Regions from separate parts of the Mus musculus genome. Here all the other regions are linked to region 1. Evidence: chromatin loops called from intact Hi-C (ENCODE). Cell type or tissue: heart. All regions are shown on one strand. Each heading gives the region's core, and the rest is flanking DNA. Links, peaks and the distances in the headings are about the cores only. Region 1 has its middle 12 kb from the start of Ly6c1. Region 2 holds the start of Gm28068 (a long non-coding RNA gene). Region 3 has its middle 6.5 kb from the start of Gm39556. Region 4 holds the start of Gpihbp1 (GPI-anchored HDL-binding protein 1).

Region 1 (4,988 bases), core at 606-4,605:
GAAAGACATTTGGGGAAGAAGTATGTGGATAGATCTCACCAAATGGACAAAAGATGTGAAGATATTTGTTTCCCATGTAAATACTCACAAAAAGGTGACTTCAGCTGATGTGGAGTTCAATAATCAAGTGGACAGTTAGGCTCTTTCTCCAGCCATCCCTGTCATTGCTCGATGAGCACATGAACAAAGTGCCCATGGTGGCTGAGATGGAAGTTGTACTTGGGCTCAACAACATGGACTTCCACTGACCAAGGCTGACCTGGCTACAGCTTCTGCTGCCAGAAGTTTCCAGATCTGCCAACAGCAGAGACCAACATGGAGCCCCAGATATGGCACTATTCCTTGAGGTGACCTGCCAGCAACATGGTGGCAGGTTAACTACATCGGACCACTTCCTCCAGGAAAAGCCAATGTTTTGCTCTTACTGGGGTAGATACTTATTGTGGATATGGATTTGCCTTTCCTACAAATAATGCCTCTGACAAGACCACGATCCGTGGACTCACAGAACGCTCATACACCATCATGGTATTCAACACAGTATTGCTTCTGACCAAGGAACTCATTTCACAGACAGAGAAGTATGACAGTGGGTGTTTGATCACGGAATCCATGGTCTTACTATTTTCCCCATCATCTGTAAGCTACTGGTCTAATCAATTATGTAGCAGCACCATGGAGGGCTGGGGCAGAGTTCTTCAGAAAGCAGTATATGGTTTGAATCAGCATCATATGATACACTTCTCCTACAGCCAGGATCCATGGGTGTAGGAATCTAGGGGTGGAGAAGGGAATAGTTCAACTCACTATCTCTCCTAGTGATGCTCTAGGAAAATTTTTGCTTCCTGACCCCACAATTCTAGGTTCTGCTGGCCTAGATTTTTGTTTCCAGAGAGGGGAGTGCTCCTACCAGAAACCACAATAAACATGCCATTGAAATGGACGCCCTGGTCATTTTGGGCTTCTAATGCCATTAAACCAACAGGCTAAGAAAGGAATAACAGTGTTAGGAGGAGTAGTAGATCCAGATTACCATGGGGAAATTGGATTGTCTCTCTAGCAATGGATGTAAGCAGGATTATGTCTGGAGTGCACGAGATCCCTTAGGGCTTCTCTTAGTTCCATCATATCCTGTGATTAAAGTCAATGGAAAACTACAACAGCCCAATCCAAGCAGGATGACAAAGGATGCAGACCCATCAGGAATGAAGGCATGTGTCAATCCTCCAGGAAAAGAGCCTAAGCCTGCTGAGATGCTTGCTGAGGGTGGAGGAAATACAGAATGGGTTGTAGAGGAAGGTAGTTATAAATAACAGCTAAGTCCATGTAACAATTGGCAAAAATGAGGATTATAAAGTAATATGAATGTTTCTCTTTTATTTTGTTAAGAACACATTTGTCTTTCTCCAATTTCTGTGAAGTCAATTGGTATTTAAGTTGAGATACAAAAAAATGTTCCTAAGGGACATTGGCCCATTTAAATTTAAAAATGCATTTGGGATTATAGAGGGGATAGTTGTATCATGTTAGGCATATTCATGACCTTCTTATTGTTTCAAGTGGACATGAGACATTCTTTATGTCAAGTTGAGAAGGGATGGATTGTAGTGGCTATTCCTGGTTGTCAACTTGACGATATCTGGAATGCACTACCATCCTGAATTGGAAGGCTCTTCTATGACCCTGATCTTGACGCTGGGACATGCAAGTTTCTGACCTGAATCTTGGCATGGAGATCTTGAGGCATAGTGGCTATGAATCCCAGGAGACTAAAGCAAGGAGGTCTCTGAGTTCAAGGTCATCTGGGACAAAGCAAGGCCCAGATCTAGGCATTGTGGCACATACCTTTAATCTGGGCCACACCTTCTGCTGGAGTCTAACATAAGGACATTGGAAGAAGGAAGATTTTCTCGTTTGTCTGTTTGCCTTGTGGCACTGAATAATTGCTAGATCTTTGGACTTTCTTTCACAGGTTCTACTGACCATTGTTGGGGAGTTAGACTACAAACTGTAAGTCATTAACAACTTTCCTTACTATATAGAGACCACCCATAAGTTCTGTGATGCTAGAGAACCCTGACTAATTACAGGGGTTCAGTCCAGTATCATCAAGGTGGGAACATGACATCATCCAGACAGATGTGATGTTAGAGAAGTTTAGAGTTCCACCTCTTATTCTGAAGGCACCTAGAAGAAGACTGCCTTCCAGGGAGCTAATAAGAGGGTCTTAAACCCCACGTACACAGTGACACATCTACTGTAACAAGGCCATACCTCCTAACGGTACAACTCCCTGGGCCAAGCATATAAAAACCAGTACAAACAACAATACACAACTGAAGAAAGTTTAAAGCAGCTTTTCAACCTTCAAAATTTGCAGCCACATGTGTTGAAACCCTGAGCCCTAGCACCTAGCCTGGATTGTCACAGGGCTATTAACTAAGATAAAATGAGGCATTTAAAGAAGATCATTCCCAACTCAATTGATCTATGAATAGAGGAGATCAGGGCATGGAGATGTGCAGAGCTAACCACCTGAAGACTGGAGGAGAAGATGCCACCTGCTGGCCAAGCAGAGGAACTACCTCTGTCCACAAGGCTCTCAGGCTCTTACCTCCAACCCTCTGTAAGCCAGTCTGGCCTTGAACTTGAAGTCCTTTAGTACTGGGATCATAGGTGTGTTCTCCATGCCCTGCTCTCCACACCCTCTATTAAAGGATTTACCTGGAAAAGCAGAATGTTCCATCAGTAAGGTCCTGTAATAATAGGAAGAGCTAAGGGAGAAAGTCAGCCAAAATACAGGATATGAGGTCAACACACAAAGCCAGGGATTTTTTGTTTTTTATAGACTACCAAGGAAGAGCAAGAAGAAGTGAAGAGAACACTTCTTTTTACAATAACCTAGAGAAGAAGCAAACACCTAGGCATATGTTTAAACAAAGTGGCACAAGCTTAGGATATTAAAAGCAATGAAGTGAAATAAATGAAGGAAGGCCTAAAAATGGAAGTGTGTTTGAGGCTTAAAAATAGGAAATATTTTAATTAATTAATAATTACTATTTATTAATCGTGTATGTTTATGTGCACATGTGCGTGTAACAAGTGCATGTGTACAGGTCACAAGGCAACTTAAAGGAGTTCTTCTTCTACTGTGTGGATTCCAGGCTCAAACTCAGATTGTCAGGTGGAGGGTGGAGAGACAGGAGAGAAGGAAGGGAAGGAGAGAGGGAGGAGAGGGAGGAGAGGGAGGGAGGGAGGGAGGGAGGGAGGGAGGGAGGGAGGCAGGCAGGCAGGCAGGAAGGCAGGAAGGCAGGAAGGCAGGAAGGCAGGAAGGCAGGAAGGCAGGAAGGCAGGAAGGAAGGAAGGAAGGAAGGAAGGAAGGAAGGAAGGAAGGAAGGAAGGAAGGAAGGGAGGAGAGGGAGGGGATGAAAAAGGCAAGGAGTGGTTCCTACTGAAATTCACATGAAATTGGAAGAGTCACAGAATTTTCTGGTGCAATTCTATAATCCCAGGACTCCAAAGCCAGGGGAGATAGGATCAGAAGTTCAAGAGCATCCTCAAAGTCTTAGAATGTTCATGGGTTACTTGAAATTCTGTCTCAAACTAAACAAAACAAAACAAAACAAAAACAAAAACAAAAACAAAAACCAGTGTAATACAGACAGGTATGAGTAGAGTCGAGAAGCCCACACAAACCCATGTACATGCTGGGTGATTATTAACAGTAGGGCCATGTCTGTCCGTGTCGACAATAATAGTGTTTCCACAGCTGACTCTGGAATAGCTGAGTACTGTGAATGGAGTGATCCTTACCTCACACAACACACCAAAAAATTAGTAAAATAAAATAATTAAAATCATCAAATAGATCCATAGCTTCATCTCAAGAGCTAAGCAGTCACTCAATGACAAATTCTTCCGCTTTTAAGGAGGAAAGTTGTTTAATTTTCAGTTTTTGTGCTTCTTTGTTTCAGATAATGCCCTTCAAAGAAAGCCACTTAGAACCAGCCCAAAGCTCCTGTCTTCACTCATCCAGACCTTAAACTCGCTGGTTGTCATGATACATTCGGCCTCTAGGGGCGCTCCTCTCTGCAGTTGAATTTGGGATTTAGGCTGGGCCCCTTCTGCCCTGACATAGAGCTCAGCCTCCAAAGTCTAAGTCTCTCCCTTACCCTCCAGCTTTGTTTAGAAAGATGAGCTCCAGGACTCTCATTTCCTCTTTTTCCAGGCATATATGAGCAGTTTCTTTGGGGCAAAACCACTGCATTCAGTTACAAAACTACAGTTGTTACAAAACAGGAGAACTCCATGGACCTAGACTTGGTGATGGTGTCTTACATCAGAATCCAAGCAATAACAGAGACCCCGGACTTAGGAAAAAAGCCTTAAGCGGCTGTGGTTGTGCTGACCTGCAGTCCCAGCGCTGGGGACAGGCGAGCAGGAAGAACATGAGTGTGAGCCCAGCCTGGGCTGGGGAAGTGGCTCCTGAGGAAGAGCACTTACTGTTCAAACAGGAGGACGCATGGCCATAATCCCTGTGCCCAGGTAAAAAGCCCAGCGCGTCTGTGCTCTCTGTAAGCCTGCCTTTCTGTCCCTCCACAGGTAGTGTCACCATCCCTCCACAGACAATTTCATGCCTATTATGCAGACACCCTCGACCCCTCCCCCAACCCCTGACAGTCTTCCCTCCATCTTTACAAATTCATCTATTCTGGATACTTTGTGTAAACAGTGCCCAGCAGTGCACACCTTCTGGTCCTGGCTTCTTTCACATAGTCTAAGGTGAATGCCAAGTTCTGATCACTCAGCACTCTGTTGCTTTTTATAACAGAACCATGTCCCATTGTAGCCTGACTTTAGGTGAATTTGCCTTCCCAAGGGGGCTGTCTCTTGGCCAGGTGATTGACAGACCCAACTTAACTAACTCTCTTTAAAGGCAGAAGGGAGGACATTGATATAAATGTTCTATTTGGAGCACCTAGAATGTC
Region 2 (4,988 bases), core at 431-4,430, 93 kb before region 1:
CTGCTAATAGCAGTCAGGAGAGAGAAGCACAGAAAAAAGAGGAGTTTTTGGGAGGAGTTGGGGTGGGTCATTAAAGGAAGGAGGTCAGCTGTATATTGGATTTACTGTAGCCAGGAATGGGTAGCTTGGAGTTCCTTCTGAGACTGATTTTCCCATTGAAGAATATTAACATGCATAAAGATTGATTTGGAGGTGGGAAGGGGGAGTTCACGAGAGGCATGTAAGTTGGCTATGGGGTATTTGGCATAGCCATTATGGTAGAGTTTACCCATGACTCCTGTTCGACAACATTCATCCCACAGATGGCTGATGGAAAGCTGAAAATGAGTTTTAGGTTGGTGAGCATGGTGCCACTGTGGCTGGTTGGTTTCCACTCTGCAGCTCCAATACCTCCTGGAGACATTCACCTGTGTTTCAGTAAGGAAAGCAGAGGAAAGGGCTGTGTATAGTGGAGATGCCATCTGGGTGTAGGGAGATCTCAGTCCTGGTCCAACATGCTTCAAGTGGGCAATTCTGGGACCCTATGATTTTTGAGTGTGTATCTGTTGTAGGTCTCCCTAGAGAAGAATCTTTGATGGTAAGTGTTGGGAAGGCTAGAGAGAGGCTGGACATTAGCGGAGTTAGTATGAAGAATGACAAAGGAGAGGTGTCCCCTTCCTCCAGGCTTGAGTAGGCTAAATAGACCTTAAGTGCTTGCCACAGTTGGACCTTAAAGACCCAGGTGGAATCTTCCATCTAGCCCATTTGCAATTTCTTACAGGAACAGACTGCCCGCTGAGCTTACTTTGCAACTTAATCTAGCTGAAACAAAGGATGGGGTCTGTGGATTTTCCCTATATAAACACAGAGCTGAATATTAAATTTTGAGCCTTGATCAGAAACTTTGTCTTGGCTTCATCCTTCTCTTGCACCCTATCCTTTATCATTTCTAGCCTCCCTTTCAAGTAGACCCAGTTCTCCATGGCTGAAGGACAGCTACAGAGAAGGGAGGTTGTGTAAGGCACATGCCTGGGCAGCAGTCACCAGGTCATGAATGTCTTTCCAGGAGATCTTGTTCTTTTGGGCATGGCATCTCCTCTGCCTCCTCCTCCACCTCCTCTGTCCTTGATCTGCCAGTAAGAGGCAGGCTATCTTCTTGGTTGGTGTTTGACATTTCTGGCAGGAACCCAGATAGGAATAGGCTGATACTGTGGGAAAACACAAACGAAATCCTTCTCAGTTGTAAGGAGTCTGGTCCTTTCCAAATCCCATCCAAAGGATCATGACATCGTACTAAGATGGGGGTGGGGGTGGGGGTAGGGGTGGTTAATTTTGGTGTGTGCCAATGGAGGGAAATAGGAGAATGCTTAGAGTTTTTGTAGATGTTAAATATGCTTGGTGTAGTCATAACTATTGTTAATTGTACATGGGGGTAGGTGGTTGGCTTTTGTTTTAGAAGTTGAGCTTTTAGGATTTGATGTATTCTTTCTACTATCCCTTGGCCCTGAGGGTTGTGGGGAATCCCCGTATGGTGGGCAGTTTCCCATTGTGTGCAGAAAGTTTTGAACTGAGAACCAGTGAAGACAGGGCCATTATTAGTTTCTTTTATCTGTTGAGGAATGCCCTCTGAAGCTAAGTTCACCAAGAGCTGACAAAAAAAGGCTCTGTCAAAATCAAAGACACCCCAAATTTTCCTCTATCACCCCATCCTATCAGTTCTGATCAAGAAGTAGGGTCGCCCTGGAGGAGAGCTCCAAGATAAAGTTTCTAACAGCTTTATTTTACCAAAGTCCAGTCTCCCAACCCAACCTCCATCCCAGAGAACAGGGTGTTAAAGAAGGGACTTCCTTGACATTCCTTGGCACTTCTGAAGGACTGCCCCTCTTGTGAACCCTGTCCTCTAACCCCAAGTCTCTGAAGACTGTTGATGAAAAGGGAACGCTGTTGTGCGGATAGATGTGGTGTAGGAAAACAGCTATGGAGACTCCAACTCCTGGGCAGGTTTGCCCGGATGTCTAAGTAGGGAGGACAGAGGCTCCAGTGGGGGCCAGGAGTTCCAGCCAGAACTCAGCACCTGACTGTGAGGTGGGGCCTGACCCCTCTATGTGGACCAGAAGTTCTCCCTGGGGTACCTTCCAACCTCCCAGCCTCTGGCCAGCTGTGCTATTTCCAGCCCCCAGCCTCCACCCTCAGAGGGGAGTGGTCTGGGAATGTCACGGAGATGACATATACACTTCATCCCAGGCCTGGACAGAGGCCAGAGAGCCCTAAGAGGCTCTATTAGAGCCCCTGCTCCCTTCACTTCCGAAGGTCCCCATAGTCCTCTCCCTCCTCTAAACTTCAGGAAATCGAAACTCAAATTCTCCGCCTCTCCACCTCTTCCCAAAAGTCAGGAAACTGAAAGCTAGCTCCCGACCACCTCTGCCAATTTACTTTCTCTTCTCTCTCCCAGGTATCTTACAGCCTGTCTGAAGCCTGTGGTGCCCTGCCCATGGTGAGTCCTAAGTAGGACCCAGAATCTAAGCAGGAAAGTGGAATGGGAGTTCTGCCCAGTGAAAGCTCCCTTTGAAGTAGCTCTGGCTCCCCAAACACACAAGTCAGACTAAATCTTCCCTGGAGCGCTCAATGCCCGTATTACCCCCAAGCGCCCCTGGAAACTCCTATGGGTTGGACGGGAAGGGTCGGGCATCCTCCTCTCGCCCCCAGGGAGGGACAGTGTTGTTAGTGAGTGTAATAGCTCTCAGCGTGTGCTTGCTATGGGGAGATTCCATTGACTTGAAAGTTGAAATGCGCTCTTACTGCTTTGACAGCTTCTGCCACTAGGGGCGCGTGTGGCCAAGCCTGGAGCCCGGGTTTGAAAGCACCACCCTCCTGGGATAGGGTTAGTCGGCTTCTGCTTCTTCCGGCAAGCTGTGCCTGCCGGTGAATTAAAGGGGCAAGGGTGGCCACGGTGGCACATCCAGCTCCCGTGCTAACCATCAGCTTAAAGTCATTAGATGAAAATGAGAACACAGCCACATGCCACAATTGAGTGTCCCCTGCCCTAGAGCAAACTCCCTTCAGCCCTCACCCATAGGGCCTTTCCATCTGCTGGGCAGATGACTAAGGATCTTGGTCTAATAATTCCATCTTCCATTGATGAGTCTGCGGTTCCATCTTATGGCTTGAGTGTTGGAACATCTCTCGTGGAGGAGAAATGCACGGGCGCTAGGCTATGTTCCTTCCTCACAGCTGCCTTCCAGGGTGTCGGGGTACCAGGCTCCTGGGACCCCAACACATCACTCAGGGGAGGTGAAATGCAGTCTAAAATAGGGGTCCCAACCCATGTTTCTCCAGGTGAGAAATGGCAGGGGCTAGGACAGTGGCTGTGGTTCTCAAACTCCTGGGCACCCAGATGCCGCCGAGAACGGCATTGAGAATGGGGTTCCCATACTTCTGTGTATCCCAAGGCCGCTGAGGACTGCAAGCAGTTGGGAGAACAAGGGCCGAGGGCCTGTGATGAGGGCGTGTGGGGGCTCCAACTTAACTCAGGTGAGTGCCAGGAGTGTGCAGGGGCCTTCTACCCGAGACTTAGGTGCAGCTCTGTATGATGAAGGCTTCCCCCCATAGTGGTCCTTGATGAAGGAGACAGCCCTTGCTTGTCCAAACTGTTTATTCATGGCACATGAAGACTCATGTGATTTACTCAGGGTGAACCAGAGATTAAATACCTTTTGCAGAAAGGGACGCTTAGGAAGAATGCTCATTGGCTAAACACTCCGAGCCCCTAGATATCTCATTAGCATAGAGACCTCTAGGCTCTATGCTATGTGACCAGTTGTCATGGTCCTCTTAGTGGAGTATCATGGTCCTGTACTCTAGGACAGGAATCTGGTCGGAAGCTAGTCTGAACTGCGGCCGTTCTCAATTATGAGTTTTATCAGGGTTCTAAACTTTGCTACAACCTTGTCAGCTCTTCTGTCTGCTAGCCCTATACCAACCCTAGGGGTTGCTGGAATAGTACCACACCCTGATCAGTGGTGCAACCAGAATTCTACATGAAGTGGGTGCACTCTTTAATCTGATTTAAAATGGCAGGAACAGAGACCTACAAACTTTAGGAAAAAAACCAGACATTCTTGTGAAGGGATTCTGGCTAGCTCGAGCATGGCAGACATGGCTCTGGCAGGCCTTATGCTTCTCCCCAATTCTTTCTGCCTTGCTAAAATCTGTTAGATTTCATTCCTAAAGCTAGCTACCAAGGTCTATTCCCTTATTTGGCCACTTCCTCCTCCTGAGGCTGACGACCAAGGTCCAGCAATCAAAAGACCCCTTTGGCTCACCTAAGTAGCATGCTCAATTAAAATTAAACAGCTCATGCTAATATAGGGTTTCCCATCTGCCCATGGGCCCCACCTGTCTTCTCTCTATCCAGACACAGACCTTCGTCCCCCAAGACAAATGCCCCCTACCAGTCTCCCTTGCCCCTTATTCCTCCCCCTTGCCCCTTCATCCCTTGTCTCCTGTCTTTGTCTCTTATCCCTGCCTTCTGTCCTTCTGGGGCAAATACAACTCCTTTGTGCTGAGAACCTGGTCTTAGTGGTCCTGAGCCAACACTTTTTCTCTCAGCTAGGATCCTAGGGAACTCAGAGGCCGTCAAAGCCAGTAGTGTTCAAGTTCTCAGCTCTGAAGTTAAATAGGGAAATTCACAGGCAGCAGAGTTTTAGGGACATGATTATTGTAAATTCATAAGCGAGAGCTTATGAGACTGAGGGCAGAGCTCCAAAAAGCAAAAGGTGCTCCCAGGAATGGGGCTACCACTGGGCTGCTGGTCTGAGGGCTTTTGGAAGGACTGATGATAGAAATTGGGGTGAGACATGGAGACATGGAGAGGGATAAGCTGTTCAGTCAAGCTGGTCCAACCAAAAGGTGCCCAGGTTCCTCCTCTCCATTTTAGCTTCGTTCTCACATATAACTTCCAGGCAGGGGTGAGAGACAACGAGGAACCAGAAACAGGAACTCCTTTCTGG
Region 3 (4,988 bases), core at 375-4,374, 140 kb before region 1:
GAAGAGCTTGGTCTAACTCTGTTCCTATCCCAATATTTTTAGAACTTGCAAGTGAAGAATTAGATATTCAGCTGAAGGCATAACTGAGCACTGTGTGGCAGGCATGGACTGATGCTTTTGAAAGCTTAGAGCAGACTGGAGAAAGAAAAAAAAAAGGATTCCAAAGTAGAATTTTTAATCAAAAGAAGAGAAGTGTAAAAATGTACAAAATTCTCCACCTACTCATTAAAGAAATGGGAAAAGTTGCTCAGGGAGAGCAAAAGTGTGGAGCCCGATGGTCTTGCTACAGTCAGGAACCATCCATTCCCAAGAAGGAAGAATGATCACAAAAGTATCGGCAAGATCACCCAACAGCCCCTCTGTCACAGGCCTGCAGTTTCCGGGGGCCTTAGAGACAAATTTATTTCAGGTGTTGGGGAGGGAAGGGAACAGGGGTGCTGTCGCTTGCTCAATCCCATATCACACAGCTAGCTTCCCACTCCACCACTTCACTCCTCAGCGGCCTATGTAGTCTTCCCCAAGCCTCAGTGCTATAATGGCATAGCTGTATGTCTGCCTACACTGCAGAGGGTCCCTGTGAGCTTTTAAAGCTAGGCAGACCCACTGTGGGAACCAGTCCAGATTGTCCCAGATACTACAGTTCCCCACAGAACTGGACGGGGCTGTGTGTCTTGCTCCTTACACAATACCTGAATGTGGACAGCGTGGTCCTCAGGCATGGATAGACCTGCTGAAGGCACACCCTCCCCCACTGGGGGCCATGCAGCAAGATCACGGACAGAATTCTTGGAAACATCCCGGACACCTTCCCTTGCCTCAGACTTCAACAATCCTACAATAATCACAACAGGATACTGGTATACCAAGCCTGCTGCCCAGTTTCGTGCTTCACCGGGAAGAGATCCAAGGCTGAGTAAAACAAAGTAAGCTCGGTGTTACACCCTTTAGGAATTTCAGGTCCATTTTATCTGCCAATTAAAAAGTTTAAAGATGGGGGGTCGGGCAGGGCTCGTGGATCCCAGACACAGTAGACAGCAACAGGCACAGGGAAAGTACCTACCAAGCAGCCAGGGGATTCCAAAACTGAAACCCAGTCCTCTGAGAGGTCTTGGGTTTTTTTTTTTTTTTAAGTGGTTTTGGTGGTACAGAGTGGAGGCATATTCTACAACACTGCCACTTCTCGTTTTCTTTCTGCCTCCTTCTCCGTAGTGTTCTCGGAGCTGAGTGGAGTGCTCAGCACTTACTTGCTACCAGCACTTCAACCCGTTAGGACTGTGCTGCTCTGGGGAATGGAGGTTTTGATCAACAGCCCCTGGGCTGAGGGGAAACCCTTCCTCCATTTCCTACCTCTAGCCAGAGCTTGACTGAGATCCTGTGTATGGCAGGCCAGACTCCTGCAACACCCCCCAACTTCTTACACAAAGTTTCCCTTTGTTATTGTTATCATGAGTTTTGAGTGCTTTTAAGGGCCTTATGGGGCTAAAAGAGTGGATCAGCAGTCAAAGAGCTCTGGACGCTCTTCCAGAGGACCTGACTCTGATTCCCGGCACCCACATGACGGCTCACAACCCTCCTGTTCCAGGAGATCCAACGCTTTCCTCTGACCGGTGTTGGATACAGCATGTATGTGGTGCACAAGCCATACATGCAGGCAAAACACCCATACACATAAAGATAAAAATGGAACATTTTTAGCTGTAGCCCAGTGGCTGAGCACTTGCCTAGCGTGTTCTAGTATCTGACTATAGACACAACACCTCAGAAGAGAGGAGAAGACTGGGGTGGGGAGAAGGGAGCTACTTCTCTTGACAGCTTTTTGCCCAAAATAACAGCCTCAAGATTCCCTCTTACTGGCCCTTGGTCCTGTGAAGGCTCTATGCCCCAGTATAGGGGAATGCTAGGACCAGGAATGGGAGTGGGTGGGCTGGGGAGCAGGGGGGAGGGGATAGGGGATTTTCTGAGGGGAAACTAGGAAAGGGGATAACATTTGAAATGTAAACAAAGAAAATATCTAATTAAAAAAAAGATTCCCTCTTACTTTCTAATTCAAATGACATTTTAAAAATGCTGCAGGCAAGATAATACCCATAGTTCCCTTGGTTCCTCTGCCCTCTACTGGTGAGGTCTCACCCTTGAAAACTTTCCCTTCCCACCAAAGTCTGAGTGTGCACACAGGACACTCCCACAGGAACGGGCGTGTGCATTCTGGTCTCCCCCAGCAGGAGGGGAATCCTGTTGGTCTGCATGGGATAGAGTGGTGACTTCACAGACAAATCCCTGTTCTAAAAATGTGATGAGGCCAAGAAAGAGAGAAAGCCAACAAAGCGGCTGGAGGTGCCCTTGCTGGCTGAGCACGGCCTGCAGGGAGGGGCCCACGGGTTCCAATCACACCCGGTAGAGCCCATGTTGCAAGTGATGGGGCCCTATCCCTGCTGCCTTAGTTAGGGTTACTTTCCCTGTGAGAAAGCACCATGACGAAAAGCAGCTTGGGGAAGGGAAAGTGAAGGGACTGAGGTAGCAGAATAAGCTCCATTTTGTTGAAGACTCCATTCTAAGTTAATTTGCCCTTAGAGAGGCATGGCCACTACCCTGTGAGGTCTGAGAAAAAGCATGAAATGTCCCTGGCAGTTGCAAAATAGACACAGCAGCTGCAGCGAGCTGATAACAAGAGAGTGGACTAAGAAAACATAAATCAGCTGGGCAGTGATGGCATATGCCTTTAATCCCAGCACTTGGGAAGCAGACGGATTTCTGAGTTCGAGGCCAGCCTGGTCTACAGAGTGAGTTACAGGACAGCCAGGGCTACACAGAGAAACCCTGTCTTGAAAAAAAAAAACAAAACAAAACAACAAACAAACAAGAAAGAAAGGAAGGAAGGAAGGAAGGAAGGAAGGAAGGAAGGAAGGAAGCATAAGTCTTTCCTAGGTCAAGATGCTCCTTTTGGAAGTGTGGTCGCTCCTTGTGGTATAACCAGGGTGCTGTAAAACAATTAGCTTCAAGACCAACATTCCTTTACCCTCTCATATAACGACAAGGCTTAGAAACCCCTGCCTGCAGCTTTTCCCTGTATAAACCCCCTTCACCTACACCTCGGGGCCCATTCTCCTATCCCGTTACATCAGGAAGGTGTGTGGCCCAAGTTCAAGCTTGAATAAAGACTTACATGTGCTTGCATGGGAGTTATGGTTCCAGGTGGTCTCTGGGGTTTTCCTAGTCTGGGTACCACAAAAGACACACTTCACTTCAGCTTCCCCATCATTGTCTGCCATTAATGGAAGTCTGGGCAGAAATTGAACCAGTAATTTGTTTCTCTTCCTGTTGCGGTTATGCAAAATAAATCTTTCACTTCTCATTATTACTTGTCGTTTTAGTGGTGTGGGAGTCAAGGCCTAGGCTCTGTCTCTAACGGCACCTACCACAGAGGGAGCATAGGAAGAAATCAGTGAGAAGATAGATTCAGGAGGAAGCCAGAGATAGAGGGCTCAGGGGCACAAACCCCAGGGGCTCATTGCCTTCATTCAGTCTTCTACCTCCTACCATCTCCCATTGATTAAATCAGAACCCTCAGGATCTAACTGTTTACAAACGCCTCACCTTGAGTTTTACTAACCTGCCAGGTATTTCCTGACCTAATCTAGTTGACAACCATCAGGCACCCTAAAATCTGTTTGGGAGAAGAGTTTCCATGTGGGTATTCATTTGTGGATCTGAGGAACCATTTACTGGATAATTGTGCTATCCAGATAGTTGGAGCTGGACCTCTGGGATGACTCAGCAGATGAAGGCACTTGCCTAGCAAGCCTGAAGATGTCGATGCCATTCCAGTAACCCACCGAAAGGTGAAAGAACAGAGTTAAGCCCGCAGAGCTGTCCTCCTAGCCAATGTTGGGATAGACACCGAGCTTCGTACGTGATGAACCGTGACCACAGTGGAGGTGTGGGGGTTGGGGAGACAGTAGAAACAGCACAATAACTTGGCAGAGTTGGAGTTTTCCTGTTTCCTTCCACAGTGGCTTGCTATTCCCCACCCCTTCTGCACCCCCACATCCACTGAATATCCCATCAGCTGTGCCTTCTGCCCCACTGGGAGCAACTTCAAGAAGCTCTGACTGCAATATCCTGAGTTCCACCCTTCTTTCTCCTGTGGCCCTAGGCTGAGAGAAGGCAAGAGCCATGCAGTGTGACTCACAACCCTGGCATCTACTAATCATAGTCCTAGGGAATATTTTATCATCCGTCCCTACTATGTGGAGGGTTTGTTTCTCTGTGTTTCTTATATTTACCTTATACCCAATTGCCAAACATGTCTTCCTGGTTCCAAGAGTCTAGTAAACAGCTCTGGGGCCTTTCCTGGGCTTGGTTTAGTTTTGTTTTGCTTGGTTTTGTTCTTGTTGTTTACCCACTCGCTACTTACTGCTCAGTCTAGCCTGGAACTTGCTGTATAGACCAGGCTGGCTTCAGACTCACAGAGATTCCCTTGCCTCTGCCTTCCAGAACTTAGAGATGTGTTGTAAGTATATGCCTTTGTTTTGTTTTGTTTTTGTTTTTTCAAGACAGGGTTTCTCTGTGTAGCCTTGGCTGTCCTTCTCATTTTGTAGACCAGGCTGGCCTCGAACTCAGAAATCCTCCTGCCTCTGCCTCCCAAGTGCTGGCATTAAAGTCGTGAGCCACCACTGCCCGGCAAGTATATGCCTTTTAAAGGTAAATTGTTTTCACTTGCGCAGAAGACACCATGACAAGTGGCCGGTGTTGGCAAAATAGTTATTGCCTTTATTACCAATAAAGGTTTAAAATGTATCCTTTATTGTGGTACATGGTTCAGTAACAAGCGAGCTGAACATGAATTAATTCGTGACATTTTTCTTAACTTCTACACACCCATTAGGCAAGAAGTCACATGCTTTATGCAATAAAATGTGAGAGGTAGTTCCCATTAAATAGTACTCCCATTAGAAGAATCAGTCCAGAGCCCACAGAGGTCATGTGGC
Region 4 (4,988 bases), core at 286-4,285, 540 kb after region 1:
TGCCTGCCCAACCTCACCAATCACCTCATTTGCCGCTTCACTAGAAGGGGCATAAGTAGCCAGGAATTCCATGTCCACAGCTAGCACAGAGGTCTGAGCCCGAGCCTGCTGCTTCCAAAAAGACTAAAGTGGGGAGGCCAGGGTCCAGTAGCATCCTTGGAGCCCAAGGAGGCATGCAGTAAAGGCAAGGCCAGAACCCACTGGCAGAAAGGTCTGTTTAGAGAGGAAGTCTGAGCTGAAAGGGAGATGCAACCCAAGAGCCAAAGCCCAGGACCCAGGCTCCAAGATGACTCTGGGCACCTCAGAGCCACTACACTGAGATCTTGGGCTCTCAATGGACATGTCCTCACTCTGGAGGAACTATTGGCTCGCTTGGGTCTGCTCAAGACCATGTAGTACAAGGTGGGGGTGCCGTAGGGAGGGGTTAGGGATCCATGCACACTAAACCAAGTGATTCCCATCCATACTCAGGTCAGAGTTGAGGGGAGTAAGTCTCTGCCACCAAGGTATCAGGAGGTAGGCAACCCTATCTTCACCAAGCGTCATCAACCTTGGCTTAGCTGGACCAAATTCCAGCAGGCTTTTCCTGCAGGACTGGGAACAGCATGTGCCGGGTCTGGGAGGGGTGTGTGCAGCACTGGGGACAATGTGCACCTCCCACTGGACCTAGGGTGGCCACACCACTGCCCTTTACATTTTCTAAATGTTGCTCTCACTCTTCTGAACTGCTCTCAAGCTCAGGCCTGGGTGTATGTGGCCCTAGCAGAGGAAGAGCTGGGCTCGAGGCAAGACTGTTTGACAGAGCCTAGGCCCATGGGAGGAAGGTGTAGTAGCGAGCCTACTTCTCCCTACAGGGTCCTGAGTGGCACAGGCCCTCACCAGGTCAGAGGCTCCCTCAGAGGAAGCAGGTGGCAGCTAGAGGTAAGCATGTGGCTTGCAGAGGTCTGGGGCCATAAGAAAGACCAAAAGAGATGACCCTAACTGGGGAAGAAACCATGGCTTTGAGGACTTAGGAATGGGGGTGGAGAACAACAGGAGGCTGGGCAAGTTCCCAAATGCTAGGAAGGAAGACAGTTCAAGAGGAGTCAAGGAGGTCCAGCATGCTTGCAGCTAAGTCATCGGACACCTGTGTCTTCCAATCAGCCCAGAGGGGACCACCCATGCCATGCAGTCCTTTGCATTTGTGAGTCCTGGCTCTTGATGGTCACTTCACCCTAGGAGAAAGACGAGGTTAGACAATTTGAGAAACAGGGAACTGGGACTCACATATTTGTTCCAAGAAACCTCTAGGAGATTGGCAGTTTCTCCCACTGCCTATTGACAATCCAGGAAACTGAGGCTTAGGCAAGTTAAGGAGCTGGCCCAAGTCATGAGACAGGCAGACTTCCCAGGACTTGCCAGTGACTCCGACTCCTGTCCTGAGTCCAGTGGTTCTCTCCATACTTCAGGTGAAGGAACATGACTTTCCAGTACCTAGCTCATCCATCTGCAAACTGCCCTGGAGTTTGGGGGTCTGCTATACCCTGGGAGAGACCCAAGGGATCCAAGGGCTCACACAGTGTACACTGGTGGGGGCCGGGGGGAGGGGAGACAGTGGCTGGGAGTTTGCCAGGCAGAAGCCAGTCCCAGAAAGCTCTCTGTCTCTAAGTCAACACCTACCTAGGTGCAGAGGCCCAGGGATGAGGGGACTTACATTCTGTAGGCTTATCAAGGGCAGAGGAACCCCAGAGGGGTCAGAGGCTGTAATATCGGGGGGTGAGGGGGTAGATATCCAGAAACATGTGAGCAGTAGGGAGGCCTCTGGGGAGGTAACTCATAAAGAGAGACTGAAGGGGAAGCGGGTTACTAAGGGAGCTACCTGTCTAAGGAGGAAGAGGCCGGAGCAGCAGGAGCCTGGGCGAACAAGATCACAGACAGGAGGTGAGGAGAAGAATGGTTCTTGGGGCTGCAGCTGGACAGACCATGTTCTTTCCTAAATACTCTGCAGAATGACTCCGCTCGGGAGGAAGGTGCCTGGCCTGTGACCCTCAAATAGAGTCCTGAGCCCCTGTGGCTGTGAAGCCAGGCTCCCCAGAGGTTTGAGATAGGTGCTGATGCAGCCTAGAACCAGGCCCACATTGAGCATGATAATGCCGAGGCCTGGAGGTGTAAAGAGCCAGGACAAGACCAGGTGGCTCCTGAGGCCACCACTCACCTTTTGTAGTCCCCACCAGCTCAGAAACAGCTCAGGTGACCAGGACACCCAAGGCCAATATAATAGCTTCCCTTTCCTCTCTATCCCCGGAGGTTCTGGAGGGAAATGATGTCCCTGGCCTGGTGCCTGTAGCTGGAGACCAATGCGAGACCCATTGTTTAAGATTAGAGCTGGTGGGGGCCACAGGAAGCCCCCAGGAATGTCCTATGTCCCACTTACTGCAGACTCAGAACCCCGAGTGAGGACTGCGCCAGTAGACAGAACAGCCTGAGCCAGGATGAAGGCTCTCAGGGCTGTCCTCCTGATCTTGCTACTAAGTGGACAGCCAGGTGCGGGTCGCCTCAAGAAGGGATGGCCCAGTCCTTACCCATGAGTACCTCCAGGCACCCCTTATCCTAGGGACAAGGAATAGACCTGAGGAGTAAGATAGAAGGCCTGGGGCTCTTCTCTTCTGCAGGCTTGGCTGCTTCGGCACTGCAGGGGTGGGGGTGGGGGGAATTCTGTCTCCTTCCATAAAATGGAAAGGGTATGGGGAAGAGGGCATGTTAGGGTCAGGACTTAGCGCTCAACCCCGAGTGTGTCCTCTGCATCTAAGTGGCCAAAGCTTACTCATGTCCCTGTGACACCAGGGAGTGGCTGGGCACAAGAAGATGGTGATGCGGACCCGGAGCCAGAGAACTACAACTACGATGATGACGATGATGAAGAGGAAGAGGAGGAGACCAACATGATCCCTGGAAGCAGGGACAGAGGTACCCCAGCTGAGGGCCCAGCTTCCTGCTCTGCACAGAGCATTCCTCCAACACTTACATCTCACCCTTGGGTATGGGGTGTGGGGGGAGCCCAGCATGCCCACACACTGGTTCTCTCCACAGGCTGCAACCTTCTCCACCCTGAGCTGACACCTAGGGTTTCCCCCTCTCAGGCTCACCCCACCCCCAATGTCCCTTAGCCCTGGGTCTCACCTTATCTGAACCCCATGCTCTGTCCTTCCTTTTAATAGCTCCAGGCCCCCCTGGGAGGGCTACCGGGTAACTGGTGGTGGGGATTGGGACTTAGGCATGGCCTTGGAGTCTCTCTCTCTCAATCTGAGCTGCCCTGCGACCCACAGCACCTCTACAATGCTACTTCTGTCAAGTGCTTCACAGCGGGGAGAGCTGCAATCAGACACAGAGCTGCTCCAGCAGCAAACCCTTCTGCATCACGCTCGTCTCCCACAGCGGAACCGGTGAGCATCTGGGGAGGCACACCCAGGGTGGGGAACAGAGGAAGAGCCCACAGCCGACGCCCATGCTCCACCCTCACCACCTGATTTCCACACCCCCTAGACAAAGGTTACCTGACTACCTACTCCATGTGGTGTACTGATACCTGCCAGCCCATCATCAAGACAGTGGGAGGCACCCAGATGACTCAGACCTGTTGCCAGTCCACACTGTGCAATATTCCACCCTGGCAGAACCCCCAAGTCCAGAACCCTCTGGGTGGCCGGGCAGACAGCCCCCTGGAAAGTGGGACTAGACATCCTCAGGGTGGCAAGTTTAGCCACCCCCAGGTTGTCAAGGCTGCTCATCCTCAGAGCGATGGGGCTAACTTGCCTAAGAGTGGCAAGGCTAACCAGCCCCAGGGAAGTGGGGCAGGATACCCTTCAGGCTGGACCAAATTTGGTAATATAGCCCTCCTGCTCAGCTTCTTCACTTGTCTGTGGGCGTCAGGGGCCTGAAGACCCGTTCTCCTCCAACCAGGACGCCCTGGCCTCTCCTTCCTGACAACCAGCTTCAGAGAATAAACTTGAATGTCGTTTGCCATCTAGCTCGTTGCAGCTCCTTCGGCCATTCTCTGCCCTCAGTTTCACCCTCAGGCCTCCTGGCCTTCCTCTCTCCTCAACCCATGGGCAGCAGTGTGGGTAACATGTCAGCCTCAGATCCAGCTGTCTATCGCCTGTGCTCGGGGGATGTTCAGCCTATAGGGGCCCCATCTGCTCAGCTACGCAGAGAGAGTAACAAGCCTAGAAGGCTCATTCTCATCTTGAATTTGCCGGCACGAGAATCTTCCCCAGAGCCAACATCTAGAGGAAGTCAGCTCTTTCATACGTGCGAGGTGCAGGGTGAGCCTCCGGAGACCTGGAGGGAGGGGGTGTTGGAAGGAATCCAAGAATATTGCAGGGCTGAGGTACAGTGACTGCAGCTAAGGCAGGGAGGGAGGCAGAAAGGGTAAAGAAAGCCTGACTGCTTAGGAGGAGATTCTCCAGCTACAGCCTGGCACAGAAATCCATCCTTTTCTGGATTCTAGGACCTCCCTTCTAGTGTAGGCCTCCGGGAGGATTCTGGGAGCCTGAAATGGACAGCAGGTCTGGGAAATGCCAAAAAGTCCCCAGGGCTCCTTAGGCAGACAAATAGACGACACACCCATTCTCGCCTGGGTGGATGGGTATCTCTGGTGAGGAGAGGCCCCCAGGAGGTGTGCATCCCTCCTTGAGTGGGCAGGGATCCTGGCTGCACATGGGCCAACCCTTGATTGGGTATGGCTCCTATTGGCTGAGCTCTTGGCTTCCTTGACTGCACCAAGCTAGACCTCCACCAGCAGTTGGTGCCAGAGCAGAGCTCTGGGATAGAGGAAGGAGACCATGCCTAGGCCACTGTTCCATCGCTGACTTGGATGGAACTCAGTTTCCCCACAGTGCAACAAGGAGCATGGCTTAAGGGACTCCTGGGTCCCCAGTAGCTCAGTGTTGCAAGAACTAGAAGTCTAGAGGCCTTTCCAAAAAGCCACGTCTGTTTGTTGATGTGCAATA

What was found. Hi-C counts contacts between places; a loop is a spot of excess contacts. Peaks named below come from ENCODE experiments on the same cell type or tissue, not always from the same donor. Only the 100,000 strongest peaks of a DNase experiment are listed, where the experiment ranks them.
Region 2: it touches region 1 in a loop (5-fold over the local background); 21 of 42 quality-filtered maps call a loop at or near these places.
Region 3: a loop joins it to region 1, with 5 times the contacts of the local background. A loop is called at or near these places in 15 of 42 quality-filtered maps.
Region 4: it touches region 1 in a loop (5-fold over the local background); 2 of 42 quality-filtered maps call a loop at or near these places.

What each region holds. Positions count from the first base shown.
Region 1 is chr15:75,058,153-75,063,140 of GRCm38, forward strand. It overlaps the pseudogene Gm5960. Among named protein-coding and RNA genes, the nearest start is that of Ly6c1, 12 kb to the left of the region's middle. In heart, for the core only: CTCF peaks have their summits at 2,574 (motif pointing left) and 4,066; DNase peaks (open chromatin) are centred at 2,579 and 4,109.
Region 2 is chr15:74,965,596-74,970,583 of GRCm38, forward strand. It overlaps Gm28068 (a long non-coding RNA gene), which reads left to right and starts at 1,336. Exons shown (of 3, transcript XR_875428.1): 1 at 1,336-2,473. In heart, for the core only: no CTCF peak of the experiment used is centred there; DNase peaks (open chromatin) are centred at 2,256 and 2,786; H3K4me3 peaks cover 937 bases; H3K27ac peaks cover 923 bases.
Region 3 is chr15:74,917,521-74,922,508 of GRCm38, forward strand. No RefSeq gene overlaps it. Among named protein-coding and RNA genes, the nearest start is that of Gm39556, 6.5 kb to the right of the region's middle. In heart, for the core only: a CTCF peak has its summit at 2,143 (motif pointing left); DNase peaks (open chromatin) are centred at 2,261 and 4,051; H3K27ac peaks cover 586 bases.
Region 4 is chr15:75,594,208-75,599,195 of GRCm38, forward strand. Gpihbp1 (GPI-anchored HDL-binding protein 1) reads left to right here and starts at 2,423. Exons shown (of 4, transcript NM_026730.2): 1 at 2,423-2,523; 2 at 2,824-2,946; 3 at 3,306-3,422; 4 at 3,523-4,006. The coding sequence starts at 2,472. The coding sequence ends at 3,917. In heart, for the core only: no CTCF peak of the experiment used is centred there; DNase peaks (open chromatin) are centred at 604, 1,044, 2,354 and 3,454.